2 separate regions of the Homo sapiens genome follow, and region 2 is linked to region 1. The links are chromatin loops, found by intact Hi-C in ENCODE. Cell type or tissue: heart right ventricle. All regions are shown on one strand.

Region 1 (8,000 bases):
TACAAAAATTAGCTGGGCGTGGTGGCAGGCGACTGTCGTCCCAGCTACTCAGGAGGCTGAGGCAGGAGAATCGCTTGAACCTGGGAGGCAGAGCTTGCAGTGAGCCGAGATCGCATCACTGCTCTCCAGCCAGGCAACGGACGGGACTCTCTCTCAAAAAAGAATAAAAAAATAAATAAATAAAAAGAGAAAGATAATGTTACAGGACAGGGGTCCTGATCTAAACCTGAAGGGAAGGTTCTCGGATCTTGCGCAAGAAAGAATTCAGGGCGAGTCCATAGTGCAAAATAGAGGCAAGTTTATTAAGAACATAAAGTGGCGCAAGAATAGCTACTCCATAGACAGAGTAGGATGCTCCTGAAAGTAAGAGGAGGAACGCGCCCACCCTGGGTACAGTGCTGGTATACATGGGAAGATGTGCTCTGCTACAGGGTTTGTGATAAAGGAATAATTTTCTTAATTACTATATTAAGATAACATTGCAAAAATCAATGTTATCTTTAAAGCAAAATTAGGAATGCCTTTGTTCTCCAGATATCGGGATATCTGGACACTCCCAAGTCTGGATCTGTTTTTTAAACATTATTAATTTGTTCCCTTAACTGGAAACACCCGGAGGCTCGGAATGCCTAATTTTCTGGGAATGCAGCCCAGCAAGTCCCAGCCTCATTTTCCTAGCCCTCACCAAAGACGGAGTCGCTCTGGTTCAAACGCCTCTGACAGTAATACTCATTCTAAGGTGTAGCAACATAAAGTATCTATGACTAGTTCTAAAGATTTTTTAGAGCCACCTAGCAAATAAGATGCGGTTGTCCAAATTTGTTACTTTACTTAATTTATCTAGAACATTTTAGAAAAATTAAATGGCTTAATTGAATGTGGCTGGTATCACTAGGCTGCATTTGACGCCCTTGAATACTTGCTCTGTGGCTCTCCCCTCCCTTGGCTTTTGCAACACTGTCCTCTCCATTTTCTTATTGGTTTCCTCAGTGGTACTTTCTCCTTCTCGGCCCCATGGATTGGTTTCTTTTCAAAGTTTTCTGTCCTTGAGCTTGATCTTGTAGATTTCCTATGTGTTCTGTTTGGGCATTCTCATCCTTCTCTTTATGGCTCCAAAATGTGTGCCTCTAGCTCTGGCCTCTCTGAAGTTTCACAGTTTGTGTATATTTGGATGACTCACAGGAATCTTAAACCCGTATTTTCAAGACTGTATTTATTTTCTTTCTACCAACCATGCAACCACTGACCACCTATTTTACTTCTTGTATTTCTGTCTTGGTGGAAGGCACCAAGATCATTTTCTCTCCTTGTATTGTTACAGCTCTAATTCATGACTTAATTCTATATTGTATTCAGATACAGAATTCGTTGTTGGGAAGGACTGGGGAAACAGCTGTAACATTTGCCACCCTCAGAAGCTGCTGGTCCTGTGTCACACCACCTTAGCCTCTTGATCGAGGAAGGTAAAGAATTACTTTCACTGATTTTTATCTAATTTCTTTGCCTTTTGTTTCTGCTGCCTTCACATTGTCTTCTACAGATAGTTATTTTCTAAACCTGCATTTGTGTACATTAGAATGCAAACTAAGTTCTTTTCAAAGGGCACAACAGTTCAACTTCGTCTCCTCCCAGCCCTGCTCTTCTGGTTTATTTTTTGTTGCTTGAACAAAAGACAAACTTTTTGGTGCTTGGTCAATCTGTGTGGTGCCATAACTTCTAAAGCTCCATCCCTACTCCCACTCCCCTACACCATCTTCACTTGTCCTCAGCCTTTTAAGATCACAAAAAATTGCCATTTGATCCAAGAAGATTTCTCAGAAAATGCCAGAACTAGTCTCTACCTTTTACTGTACTCTTCCTGAAGCACCATTAACACTTGATTAATACTTACCTTTAGGTTATATGATCAATTTGAGTTAACTTTTTGTATGGTGTAAGGAAGGGTTACAACTTTTGCTTGTTAGTTATTTCAGTACCATTTGTTGAAAAGACTGTTCTTTCCCCATTAAATTTTCTCACCACCCCATTGAAATTCAGTTGTCCATAATATAAGGATTTATTTCTGGATTCTTAAATTGACTCCATTGATCTATCTGTCTGTCCTTTTGCCAGTACCACACCATCTTAATTACTTTTCCTTTATAGTAAATTTTAAAATTAAGACATATAAGTCATCCAAGTTTGTTCTTTTTCAAGATTGTTTGGCTGTTCTGGGTGCTTTTAATATCCATGTGAATTTTAAAATCAGCTTACTTATTTCTGTCTAAAAGCCAGCTTTTATACAGCTGAGATCTTTTTTAAGCTAACCTTAGATTTAATGAACTAGTTATTTAGGTCCAAAAGAAAAGGCTGGGCATGGTGGCCCACGCCTGTAATCCCAGCACTTTGGGAGGCCAAGGTGGGCGGATCACAAGGTCAAGAGATCGAGACCATCCTGGCCAACATGGTGAAACCCCATCTTTACTAAAAATACAAAAATTAGCTGGGCGTGATTGAGCACGCCTGTAGTCTCAGCTACTCGGGAGGCTGAGGCAGGAGAATCACTTGAACCCGGAGGCGAAGGTTGTAGTGAGCCGAGATCGCGCCACTGCACTCCAGCCTGGGTGACAGAGTGAGACTCGGTCTCAAAAAAAAAAAAAAAAAAAAAGAACTCAAATATTGTTGAGGTAGCAAATATTCTATCATCTGAAACCTCAGTGGTAAACACAATACCCAAATTTAACATATTTTTGTTACTTGTTAAATACATGCGTGTAAATATATTCACTTAAGTAAACTAAGTGGACAAAATTAGATAAGTCTTTTTTCATATCCAACTTATTTAACTTGATACACTTTCCAGCTTTCAACATAATTGCAAATTTTTATAATCTTGTAAGATAATGTTATGTAATTCAACTTGTCAGTATTATTCTAGTGCTATTAGCTATATTAATTACATAAAGACATTGATGTAAGGGGACTCAAAAATTCATAGGTTTGGGTAGAAAATGAGAACTAGACAGTGATTTCATCACTATAAATTTAGTTGTTACTTAGCGTCCCCTGAGGCTAATGTATGGCAGATCCCTGTAGCCATAAATTGCATTCTGGGCTTTAAGGGATTAAAATATAATTCAAATCCTTCAATAAAATCATACCATTCACACCATTACCTTTGAAAATAAATACTTGGAATTCTAGTACATACCTTAGATCTTGTTTGTACATGCCATTCAATTTATTATAATGCTTTAAAAAAGATATTGATGCAGGATTCTTGCTCCTTAGTTCAGCTAAATCCAGGTTCTTGTCTCATGACCAGAAAAAAATTAGGCATGTGGACACATTGAAGGATGAGGAGGGCGGAATTTATTAAGCAAAAGGAAAGCTCAGCAAAGAGAGGGGTCCTGCAGGCAGGTTTCTACCTCACAAATTGAATACCAGGGCCACCACACAGGAGCTGAAGAGTGCAGACTTCTCCTCTGCATGAGGCACAAATTCCTGGTGGCTCCACCCTAGGGCATTATTCAGAAAGAATCAGTCAGGAAACGGTGGGCAAACTGGGACAGACTTTCTCCCTCTGGGTCACGGGTTTCAACCTGGACCAGCAGTCCAGTCTTTCAGCCTTCAGGTTGCTTTAGGCTTGAAGGTGAGGTTTCACCGGGGACTCTACCCTATCTGCCTAGGTATTTGTCTGCCTCCAGCCTCTATCAATATGGTACTACAAATAGAAGGAAGAAAAAAAAGTCAAATCACACCTTAGGAAATTACAGCCTAGTAGCATCAGTAAAAATGGTACTGTTAGTCATGTCATGAAATAGACGTAAAATTGAAGGTTGATTTTCTTTTTTTTTTTGAGATGAGGTCTGGCTTCGTGGCCCAGGCCGGAGTGCAGTGGCATGATCTTAACTTATCGCACTTTTCATCTCCTGGTCTCAAGTCATCCTCCCACTTGATTCCGCCTCTTGAGTAGCTGGTACTACAAGTGTGTGCCACCATACCTGGCTAACTTTTGTAGTTTTTGTAGAGACAGGGCTTCGTCATGTTTCCCAGGCTGGTCTCAAACTTCTGAGCTCAAGTGATCCATTTGTCCTGGCCTCCCAAAGTCCTGGGATTACAGTTGTGAGCCACCATGCTGGCCTGTTTTTCAATTATTGATTGCTTTCAAGTTGGAAAGTGCATTGTGAAACACTCAAAGATGTTGCTGGGATTATTTAGTTCTTTTGATACTATATAAATAAATGACAGAGTAACACCATAGTTATATGATTGGAACTCAAGAAATATTAAATGATAGGATTGAAAAGAGTTATATGAGTCATTTGTCCAGAATTTATAAAATTTTTTTCTGTATCCCAATGGAATAAATTTAAACTATGTATATTCTCTGAAATAGTCTTCCAGTTTGCCCAACATGCTTGCTCTCCTGACTAGATATTAGCTAAAAATTAACAAAACAGTCTTTTCTCCTGTTACTGTGTGGTAAAGATGTAAAACCCTTTTTGCCAGCAGGGCTGCCCTCTACTGGACTATTTAAGGTATTCAGTGAGCAGGTCAATATGACTATTTTACAAGAAGGTAACACAGTGGGTATAAATGTAAACATCCCATATCCCAAACAAACTGAAGTTCCCTGAATAGTTAAAAAAAAAAAGCCCTTTAATAAACTTTTACCATTAAAACAATTATGGTCGGCTGGGCGCGGTGGCTCACGCCTGTAATCCCAGTACTTTGGGAGGCCGAGGCGGGCGGATCACCTGAGGTCAGGAGTTCGAGACCAGCCTCAACATGGAGAAACCCCGTCTCTACTAAAAATACAAAATTAGCCGGGCGTGATGGTGCATGCCTGTAATCCCAGCTACTCGGGAGTCTGAGGCAGGAGAATTGCTTGAACCTGGGAGGCGGAGGTTGCAGTGAGCCGAGATCGCACCATTGCACTCCAGCCTGGGCAACAAGAGCGAAACTCCATCTCAAAAAACAAAACAAAACAAAACAAAAAACAATTATGGTCATTTTGAGAACTGGTAGTGAAGTTTATATGGTCTTAGTCTCCATTTCAACCTTGGAGGCAGATCTGTGGCAATGAGAATAGTAATGTATAGGAACGGTGGGTCTGCTCTGATGTCAGTCTTTTATGATGATTTGTATATTAATACAAATCACGTTTTTGTGAGTCCATTCATGCTGTGGATGTTTTCTTAGGCATTAGCATAGGTCATAGTGGACACATACTGAATAGGTCATATCTGTTAAGGCTCTTGCTACAAAGCATCAAAACTTTTCAGAACTATTTCCTCTGTGAAAATTCATTTTAAGTAGCAAGTTGTTTTTTTCTGTGGTTCATTCCCATGCCTGAGATTTGCAGTAATGTAGAACTAGTTTACCATCACTGCTGAAACACTCATAGAAGGTTCCAAATTCCTGGTCCAGGGAAAGAGCAAAAGCCTGACTCACATAAATAAACAACTGAGGTTGCAAGTTTAAGGAACTTTTTTGATGAAGTCAAGGAGTCTTTGGATGGTTCGAGTTCACTCTACTGCCTGCTTCTTTGTTTTCATAATAGGAACATGTCCCACAGCCTTTAGTAGGATGTCAGAATTTTCTTGATGTTGCCAGCAGGATCCTGTGTCCCAGGAAACTACAGTGGAATAAGGGGGGTCTGAGGTGCTTGCTTTGGGGAGACCTCTAGAGTAAGTCCTTTGCTGCCAGCAGCAGTTAAGGGAGGTAGCTGTGACATTGTCTTCAGCTTCTGCCATCTTGTTAGGTCCCAGGTGAGATTTTGAAAAGGATTGTTCAGGGGTGGTAAGAGCTCAAACAGGCCTGCCTCAGCCTCATGATAAGCCACTGCATCTGGCTAATTTTTTTATATATGTTTTTTGAGACAGGGTCTTGCTTTGTTGCCCAAGCTGGAGTGCAGTGGCAGGATCACAGCTCATTGCAGCCTCGATCTCCCTAGGCTGAGGTGATCCTCCCATCTCAGTCTCCCGAGTAGCAGGGACTACAAGTGTGCACCACCACACCCTGCTAATTTTTCTCTTTTTTGTAGAGATGAGGTTTTACTATATTGCCCCGGCTGGTCTTGAACTGCTGGGCTCAAGCAATCCGCCTGCCTTGGCCTCCCAAAGTGCTGGGATTACAGGCATGAGCCACCATGTCTGGCCATGATATTATTTTTAATTCAAAAACAAACATGCAAAATTAAATTTTAGTGAGAGAACTTAGTTGGATAACATCTTTCTTCTGGGTTATTAGGGTATGTTTATTCTTTGCAACTCTGATGTTCTAGGTGTAGCAAGACCGTTTGTTTTCATTTTGCCATTTTCCTGTACAGAAAGCTTTAATGTCTCCCCATGACCTTTATGGCAAAAACCAAATTCCCTCGACCAGTCTTTGGATTACTACACAATACATTGTCAAAGAAAATAGCCTGGAATGGTGAACAGAGCCTGAGGCTCAGTTGGGAGTCCTGACTTCTCATCAGCTGTGCATGAGCAAATTTGGAGGTGTTCCTTAACTTGTAAAATCGATTTGGATTTTTGGTATTTTAAGCATGATTTCCTTTAGTTCTTTTTTTTTTTTTCCAGAGTGCTAGAATTCAGTCTTTTAGTTCTTTGAACATATTTATAATAGCTGCTTTGCTGTCTTGTCTACTAAGTCTGACATCTGGGCCTTCAAGGACAATTTCTGCTGCCTGCTTTTCCCTTCTTTCTGTGTGTCATACTTTTCTGTTTATTTGCATGCCTCATGATTTTGTGTTGTAAACTGGGCATTTTAGATAGTATTTTGTAGCAACTCGGAATACTGATTTTCCCTCCCCTCTTCCAGGGCTGCTGCTTGTTGTGTTGTTTCCTTATTTGTTAACTGACTTGGCTGAGCTATTACACTGAGGTTTGTTTATTCTGCACAGTGTACCCTCAGATGTTTCTCCTCAAGAGGGTACACTTGGGCACGCACATAGTCACCCTGGACTGCCCTTCTTGAGAGATGATAGCCGATTTTCAGCAGGGCTTTCTTTAACTCTCAGATCTCCTTGTTAAGCTTCTGCTTTCATTGGTATCACCACCCAGCAACTATTCTTCACTAATTGCTAACTGATTGCTTTATTGTTTTGGACAAAGCTTTGGGCCATAAATTTCCCCACTTGTGATCCAGTTAAATTAAGATGCCCTTTGTATAGGGGTTGTGTTTGATGGCAGTCTTTGAGGCTTGTCATGTCAAAAAGGAGGATTCTTAGGTATCTCTTTCCCTGGTTCTCTGTGAAACTTCTACAGTAGTTGGTTAGTCTTTCACTTGCTGCTGTCACAGAACTACCAGCCTCATTTTTTTTTTTTTTTTAGATGGAATCTTGCTCTGTTGCTGGGCTGGAGTGCAGTGGCGCTATCTCTGCTCACTGCAATCTCCGCCTCCCAGGTTCAAGCGATTCTCCTGCCTCAGCCTCCCGAGTAGCTGGGACTACAGGCGTGTACCATCACGCCCAGCTAATTTTTGTATTTTTAGTAGAGACGGGGTTTCACTGTGTTGGCCAGGATGGTCTCGATCTCCTGATTTTGTGTTCTGTCCTCCCTGGCCTCCCAAAGTACTGGGCAGCCTCATCATAATTGCTTACCACCAATGTCTGTGTTGTTTTTGACAGTGCCATTAGGCATGAACTTTTCCATTCTTTGTTCTAAATATAGTCGGTCTTAGAAATTGCTAAGGGGCTCTGTGTTCTTACAGCCTGCTTCTCCAGCCTGTGCAGAACCTTTGTGCCATTGTTCTGGAGCTGGGGCTGGGGACAGCAGCTTGATTTTCTTATAGTTATATCTGTTCTGTGAGTGGTCTACTAGGCCATCAATGTACCCATCAGTCTTCTCTGTTTGGAGCTTCTTGGCCTGCATGGAACCTCTGCTTTACAAGAGGTGAGGCAAAGATGATCTGTGCTTGGTGTCCTTGGCCTGATGCATCTGGGGTAGAGCTTCTGCCCTAAGAATGGGGACTGGATGAAAGAGAAAGGATTCTTCAGTTCTCTCATCTATCTA
Region 2 (8,000 bases), 150 kb before region 1:
GGTGTGATATTATATCTCACTGTGGTTTTGATTTGCATGTTTCCAACGATTAGTCATGTTGAGCATTTTTCATATATCCATTGACTGTAAGTCTTCTTTGGAAAATGTCCATTCAGGACCTTTGCACATTTTTTAATCAGATTATTTATTTATTCATTTATTTGCTATTGAGTTGTGTGAGTTCTTTATATTTTTTGGATATTGACTCCTTATTGGATATATGGTTTTCAAATATTTTCTCCCATTCTATTGTTAGCTGCCTCTTCCTTTTTTTGATTGTTGTGCAGAAGCTTTTTAGTTTGATGTAGTCCCACTTGTTTATTTTTGCTTTTGTTGCTTGTGCTCTTGGTGTCATGGCCAAAAAAAAAAAAAAAAAAAAAAAAAAAAAAAAAAAATCATTGCTTCCAATACAAAGAGCTTTTTGGCCATGTTTTCTGTTAGGAATTTTATGGTCTTAGATCTTATATGTAATTCTTAAATTTATTTCAAGTTAATTTTTGAATATGTTATAAAACAAGGATCCACTTTTATTATTTTGCATGTAGATATTCAATTTTCCCAACATCATTTGTTAAAGAGAGTTTCCTTTCCCCATTGCATGTTCTTGGTGCTTTTGTCAAAAATTAGTTGACTATTTATTTGCATGGGTTTATTTATGGGCATATTATTCTGTTCCATTGGTCTATGTGTTCAGTTTTATGCACGTACTATCCTGTTTTCACTACTATAGCTTTGTAACATAGTTTGAAATCAGCAACTGTCTCCAGCTTTGTTCTTTCTCAAAATTGTTTTGGCTATTCAGGGTCTTTTTTGTTTCCATGTTAATTTTAGAATTGTTTTTTCTACTTATGTGAAAAATGTCATTGGAATTGTGATAAAAATTGCACTGAAAGCCCTTTAATAACCTTCTTTTATTTTTTTAAAATAAAATTTAAGCTTTTTTTTTTTTGAGACAGGGTGTTGCTCTTTGGCCCAGGCTGAAGGGAGTACAGTGGTACCACCGTAGTTCACCGCAGCCTGCAATTCGTGGATTCAGGCCACCTTCCCACCTCAGCCTCTTGAGTAGCTGGGACTACAGGTACATACATCTACACCTAGCTGTTTATTTTATTTTTTGTAGAGAAAGGGTTTTACTATGTTGCCCAGGCTGGTCTCAAACTCCTGGCTTCAAGCGATCCTCCTGCCTTGGCCTCTCAAAGTGTTGGGATTACAGGCATGAGCCACCATTATCAGGGAGTTTTATGAAGCAGAGAATGGAGGAAGGTTGATTTTCATCAAAAAATTGGAGCATATCACAGTCTTCCGTTTTAGTTAAAAAAAAAAGTCACCTATAAGAAAAATTAAAGCTAAAACTATATTCTGGAGCCATGTTAATAGCTGATATGGTAAATTGCTGCAAATAGCAGTTCCTTTGTAAAAGCCAGAGAAGTTAGAGGAAAATACAGATAAAATAATAGCATTTGGGTTTCTTTCAATATGTATGGCTTAAGGCTCTTGAGCTTTCCTTTGATAAGAATCAGGTCCACAGCTGCTGCTTTTGTTAATGCCGTAATTTTGTAGTGAACTCATAATTTACTGGTTACCCGCTGTATGCAAGGCACTGTGGGATGCATATGTCAAAGAGCGTGCCCACATTTCTTCAGCAACCAGCCACTGTGATCAGCACTCTGCTGGATGTTTTCTTCCTTCTTTTTTTTTTTCTTTATTTTGAGACAGACTTTCACTCCTGTTGCCCAGGCTGGAGTGCAGTGGCACGATCTCAGCTCACTACAACCTCCACCTCCTGGGTTCAAGCGATTACCCTGCCTCAGCCTCCCGAGTAGCTGGGATTACAGGCATGTGCCACCATGCCCTGCTAATTTTTGTATTTTTAGTAGAGACGGGGTTTCACCATGTTGGCCAGACTGGTCTCGACCTCCTGACCTCAGGTGATCTGCCTGCCTCAGCCTCCCAAAGTGCTGGGATTACAGGTGTGAGCCACTGTGCCCAGCCAAATACTAAGTTAATTTTAATCAGCCCCCAATACTGACATAGCACCTAAACTTGGCAATTTACGGCCCAGTTAAGGTTTAGCTTTGTCTTGTTAAAAGAAAAACTTCAGCAGAATTAAATTTAAAGGCGTTTAACTGAGCAATGACCTCACGAAACAGGCAGCCCCCAGAATCACAGCAGATTCAGATAGGCTCCAGCACAGCCACGTGGTGGAAGAAGATTTATAGACAAAAAAAGGGAAGTGACATAGCAAAATCGGAAGTGAGGTTCAGAAACAACGGGATTGAGTACAGCTCAATAAGGTGTTTGACTTATTTGAATACAGTTTGAACACTAGGCAGTGTGTGAGTGGTTGGAGCACGGCTGCTGTGATTGGTCAAGACTCAATGATTGTTACAGGCAAATACTCCTAAGTTAGATTTTCAGTCTTGTCTACTTATTACATTAGGTTGCAGTTCATCTACAAGGACTCAAATATGGAAGTACAGAGTCCTTCTCAGGTCGTATTTAGTTTGCTTTAACAGTCTATTCTCTTATACATGCCTTGCACTGTGGGTTATTAATTTGGGTTAATTGTATGGCCAAGGTGGCTGGTCATGATGAGTCTGATGAGGAGGAATTTTACCCATTTAACAGTTGAGGAAAGTGAGGCTCAGAAACTCAGAAAGGTTTTTACTTTTTTAGGTTTGCCTAAAAATGGTATGACTTTGACTTAGGCAGAATTTAAATCCAGATCTATTTGGCTCCAAAGCCTTCGCCGTGGTCTGGGTCTGAGTATTTGTGGTCCCCGCAAAATTCCTATGTTGAAACCTAATTCCCAGGGTGACAGTATTAGGTGGTGGGGCCTTCGGGAAGTGATTAGGGCATGAAGGCAGAGTCCTCATTAATGAGATTAGGGTCCTTATAAAAGAGGCCTCAGTGGGCTCCCTTAACGTTTCACCATGTGAGGACACAGCTAGAAGGTGCCACCCCGAGCCTGAAAGTAGGCCCTCACCAGACACTGAATCTGCTCCACTTTGGTCTTGGACTTCTCAACCTCCAGAACCGTGAGAAAGAAATTTCTGTTATTTAAAAGGTACCCAGTTTATGGTATTTTATGACAGCAGCCCAGATGGACAAAGGCAGCCTTTTCTCATTTCAGCTCACTACGAGATCTCTTTAACAAAGAAATAAATTTGTTAACATGTTTTCCTATGTAGAATAATATGTTTTATATTTGTTTAAAGAAATGTTTAGTGGGCTCCATCTCCCTACCCTGCAGCCAACCCTGTTTCTCCCCCTGCTGCCGTACTGCAAAAGTAAACAGGATCCTCTGAGGTTCTGTCGAGACAGTAGCCACAAGCCACATGTGGTCTATTGAGCCCTGGAAATGCATGTAGCTCGAATTGAGATATGCTGTAAAATGCTCACAGGATTTCAAAAACTTGCTAAGAAAAAGAGAACGTAAAATATCTCATTCATAAAGTTTGTATATCGATTATGTGTTGAAATGATAATACTATGGTTCTATGAGGCAAAATAAAACAAGAATTCAAATTCATTTCATCTGTTCCTTTTTCCTTGTTTGATAGAATGACTAGAAAGTTTAAAATAATCCATGCTGCTCACATTCTATTCCAAAGGATAGCTCTTCTCTAAGGCACAGGCTGTACTTAGAGCTTCTCCTTTGTTGCTTTCTTCATAGATTAAGTTGCTATTATTGGGAGTTTAGGGAGGATTTGCGAGAAGGAGGGCTGACAGCTTCTTAGCAGGCCTGGTGTTAGACGAGACCCTAATGCTGAGGACTTAACTAGGCTAATCCGCTTGAGCTGGAATTTAGTGCCCTCTGTCATTAATAGAGTTAAGCTCTTTAGCGAGCTTTGGCCTTTGAAAACACTACCTGTCTTTTTGGATTGTATCTTAAGGAATGTAAGAAAGGAGTGGGTGCGCAATAGTCAAAGAACAAAACAAAACATATTCTCACTCTGTTTTGTCAAAGGATAGTGCAAGTTCGATGTTTCTAAATTTGTCTTGAGTTTACCTGGGTGGCAGGCCAAGAGCTATTTCATTGCTTGCCTTCATTTATAAAGGAAATGCCTATGACTGTGTGACCATAGTCCTCTCTTTTTATACTACAGTTGAAAGAGATGGAAAAGTACATTTGCTTTGGAGAGGCTGAGAGACAGAAAGAAGCCCTGCAGGGAATATCACATTACCTCTTCCAGCTGGGAAAAAGACAGCTGGCCCAAGATGGGATTTCAGCCCTGTTGTTAAATAAGCAAACAATCTAATCATGCCATAGAATAATAATAAAATGAAAGTGGAGAGACAAATCCAGGTCAACTCCCCACATTCAGCAGCTGCAGATACAGAGGCCCAGGGAGGCTGGGCCAGTTGAGGTCACTGAACTCCACTACAGGGGTAGCCGATATCTCTAAGTGGTAGAGTTGGGACACAGCTTCACAGATAATTAGTTCAGGGCTCTCAAACTGCTAAGTACATTAGAATCACCTGGAGAGTGTTAAAATCCCCATGCCCAAAACCGTCCTCCAGACCAGTGAAGTCATCAGTGGTTGGAAAGTTTCCCAGGTGATTCCAAATTGCAGCCAAGTTTGAGAACCACTGATCTAGGTCACTCCCCTTGTTTCTGCAGATACTGGGACCTAAAGAAGATGAGAGAATTTTGCTCAAGTTCCTAGAGCTAGTAAGTGTCTGAGCGGGGACAAACCTTTTCTTTTCTGACTCTCAATTTTGTCCTTTCCTTTCTCTGCTTTCTCAGTTCACTATTTTTTTAATTTGAGACAGAGTTTAGCTTTTGTCGCCCAGGCTGGAGTGCAATGGCGTAGTCTCGGCTCACTGCAACCTCCACCTCCCAGGTTCAAACGATTCTCCTGCGTCAGTCTCCCATGTAGCTGAGATTACAGGCACCTGCCACCATGCGCAGCTGATTTTTGTATTTTTAATAGATACAGGGTTTCACCATGTTGGCCAGGCTGGTCTCGAACTCCTGACCTCAGGAGACCCACCTGCCTTGGCCTCCCAAAGCACTGGGATTACAGGCGTGAGCCACTGCGCCTGGCCTCAGTTCACTATTCATACATGACATCACTTTGCCTTCCTCAGATATGTCCTTATTTCAGATCTTTGCAGAGGCATCTCCTTCTCATTAGCATCTCGGCTTCCATGCAACATTTCTTGAGAGAGGGTGCCCTGACCACCCATACCACCTCCCATATCAGAGCATCACTGTTTTTCTTTTGGGCACTTATCTCTGTCCAACATCATCCCATGTGTTGTCTGCTTTCCCCATTAGACCACATCTTGTTGGCCAGGGTCACAGTTCTCTTGCCAGCTCCTGCAATTGTCCCTGGCCTGTTGTAGTGGTCAGTAAATATTTGTGAAATAAAAGAATGTTGAATGGATTTTTAATAGTGACATTCTCCTAGATGGTTGTCTTCTAAGGGTATAATTTCAAGGGAAGTATACTTCCTATTATGTAAGTTGGAGAAAATATTATTTAATTTTGGGAAACATATTTTCCAGCTCAACTCTTCCAAATCACATCTGTTCCATCATGTGAGGCTCATCTGGGTGGACAATTTGAATTTACTTCAGCTGAAAAACTCCTAGGCTATTTAAAGGGACAACATTTTATCATGATCCAAAAATGGACTTTGATTAGACAATGGAGTGTGATTGGAATAAGAAAGTGCCATGTGACTAAATGGAAACATTTGCTGCCAGTGAAAATCAAATTATAATTGCTCTTCTTGCAGTTGGATGAATTAACAATGTGGCAATTAAAGAAAGCTTTCCAGGTGAATAATATTACATACATAAATTAACCAGGGCTGCAGGCTACACAATGATGGCCTTCAGTGTATTTGTGGGCCCTCATATTCATGAATTCTATAAAATGGCATAAAGGGACCCTAGGAATACTCAGAGGCCACAGCCAATTCTCAAATGTATTAATGGAAAGCTACAATAAACATGACCCCCATCCCATTCAATGGGGTGAATATATGTGGGGTTTAGAGCCTGGTTACTCAAAAGTGTTCTTCCTAGAGCAGCAGCATCAGCATCACCTTGAAGCCTTTTACACAGACAAAATTTCTGAGACCACGCTCCTGGCCTACTGAGCCAGAACATGCGCTTTAACAAGATCCCCAAGGGAATTCATATGCACGCACATTTGAGAAGAATCAGTCTAGATTTAGACTCTAGATCTCTGGACAAGTAGTTCTCAGTTGAAGATGGGGCACGATTTTGTCCCCAAGTGACACTTGACTGGAGACCTTTGATCATCACAACTGGGAATGGGCATGAAAGAGGGTGGAGGGTAGATGTTACTGGCATCTAGTAGGTAGAGGCCAGTGATGCTGCTCAATATCCTGCAATACACAAGACAGTCCCCCACCATAAAAGAATTACGCAGCATAAAAAGCCGGCCATACTGAGGCTGAAAACCCCTGCTCTAGACCAATAGACTCTGTTGTTTTAAATACTAACATTATGGGCAAAACCCAGTGGCTCAAGTCTGTAATCCCAGCACTTTGGGAGGCCAAAGTGGGAGGATCACTTGAGGCCAAGAATTTGAGACCAGCCTGGGCAACATAGCAAGACCCTGTCTCTACAAAAAAATTAAAAATCAGCTAGGTGTGGTGGCACACACCTGTAGTCCTGACTACTTGAGAGGCTGACGCGGGAGGATGACTTGAGCCAGTAGTTCCAGGCTGCAGTAAGCCAAGATCGCTCCATTGCACTCCAGCCTGGGCAACAGAGTGACAGCCTATCTCTATTAAGCAAATTATAGACTATAAGCATTGGCCAATGAGAACTAACTGCAGTATCCATAAAACTGAAACTTGAAAGATGAAATAATTTGAAAATCAGTAATAACTCAATAGCCATGCACATAACTGATGAGTGGCAAAAAAGAAAATCTATCTTGAGAAGCTAAGGATTTAATAGCAAAGATTTTTTTCTTTCTTTCTTCTTTTTTTTTTTTTTTTTTTTTTTTTGAGATGAGGTCTCACTCTGTCTCCCAGGCTGGAGTGCAGTGGTGTGATCATAGCTCACTGCAGACTTGAACTCCTGGGCTCAAGTGAAATTCTTCTGCCTTAGCCTTCTGAGTAGCTGGGACTAAAGGCATGAGCCATCACACCCAGCTGCAAAGATTTTTTTAAAAATAAACTAAACCCACTGTCATCAACCTCACCCTACTCGTCTCCTCCTGTCCTCTCTGCACCTTGCTCTGGTCAAAACATTGCTTCCTGCTTCCTGTAAACCTCCATGCCTTTGTGCAGTGTTTTCTCTGCCTGGAATGTCCTTTCCCCTCTCCTTCATCTGGCATATTTCTACCTCTTATAGCCCCAAAATGTCACTGGCTGCTGCTCTTCTGAGCACTGCCCCTTTCCCTCCTGGCCTCATTCCTCCCCTTTCAGCCTCCAGCATCTCTCACTATTGCACACACATTCCTGGGTGTCCATGTCTGTCCGTACCTGCCCTTTGCTTAAGAGCCTACCCTGGGGGAATTACCAGGACTGAATCCCACTCCAGAGTCTCTGTTCATTGGGCTGGGTGAGGCCTGGGCATTTGTATTTTCAAGCACCTAAGCCAGCGTTAAGAACCATTGTTCTCAGACAGAGGCCAGTCTCCTCAACTCAGGGAACTCTGAGGCTGCCCTAACCAGAGTCTCTATTTCAGAATCATTTCTCACCCTCAGCATCTTGACCTCTTTACTTCCTAGCCATATTCCCAAATGCTCCATTCACACACAAAACCAAAAGAACAACTGCAATAATTTTCCTTAATAACTTAAGTCTATTTGTTTAAATTTTGGAAAAGACAGGGAATGATGAAGCTGAAATTGATTCACCACTAATCCCAGAGCCAAGGGGTAACCACTGGCATATTTTAGTATTTCCTATCAGTACTGTCCTGGGGCATAGTCATCCATAAAGTCACACCCTGTCCTGCAGATGTGCCTCTCTTCATATGACTACTCCTCCTTGGAATGTCTGCCC

Evidence for each region. Hi-C counts contacts between places; a loop is a spot of excess contacts. Peaks named below come from ENCODE experiments on the same cell type or tissue, not always from the same donor. Only the 100,000 strongest peaks of a DNase experiment are listed, where the experiment ranks them.
Region 2: it touches region 1 in a loop (2.5-fold over the local background); 3 of 110 quality-filtered maps call a loop at or near these places.

What each region holds. Positions count from the first base shown.
Region 1 is chr2:222,899,318-222,907,317 of GRCh38, forward strand. It overlaps ACSL3 (acyl-CoA synthetase long chain family member 3), which reads left to right. Exons shown (of 17, transcript NM_004457.5): 3 at 1,357-1,463. It also overlaps the pseudogene ATG12P2. Among named protein-coding and RNA genes, the nearest start is that of ACSL3-AS1, 16 kb to the right of the region's middle. RefSeq lists enhancers at 6,812-7,384, 7,385-7,956. In heart right ventricle, a CTCF peak has its summit at 4,509 (motif pointing left); no DNase peak of the experiment used is centred here; H3K27ac peaks cover 335 bases.
Region 2 is chr2:222,749,197-222,757,196 of GRCh38, forward strand. LOC105373903 (a long non-coding RNA gene) reads left to right here. Exons shown (of 4, transcript XR_001739904.2): 2 at 957-1,078. Among named protein-coding and RNA genes, the nearest start is that of MOGAT1, 82 kb to the left of the region's middle. In heart right ventricle, no CTCF peak of the experiment used is centred here; a DNase peak (open chromatin) is centred at 4,375; H3K27ac peaks cover 1,938 bases.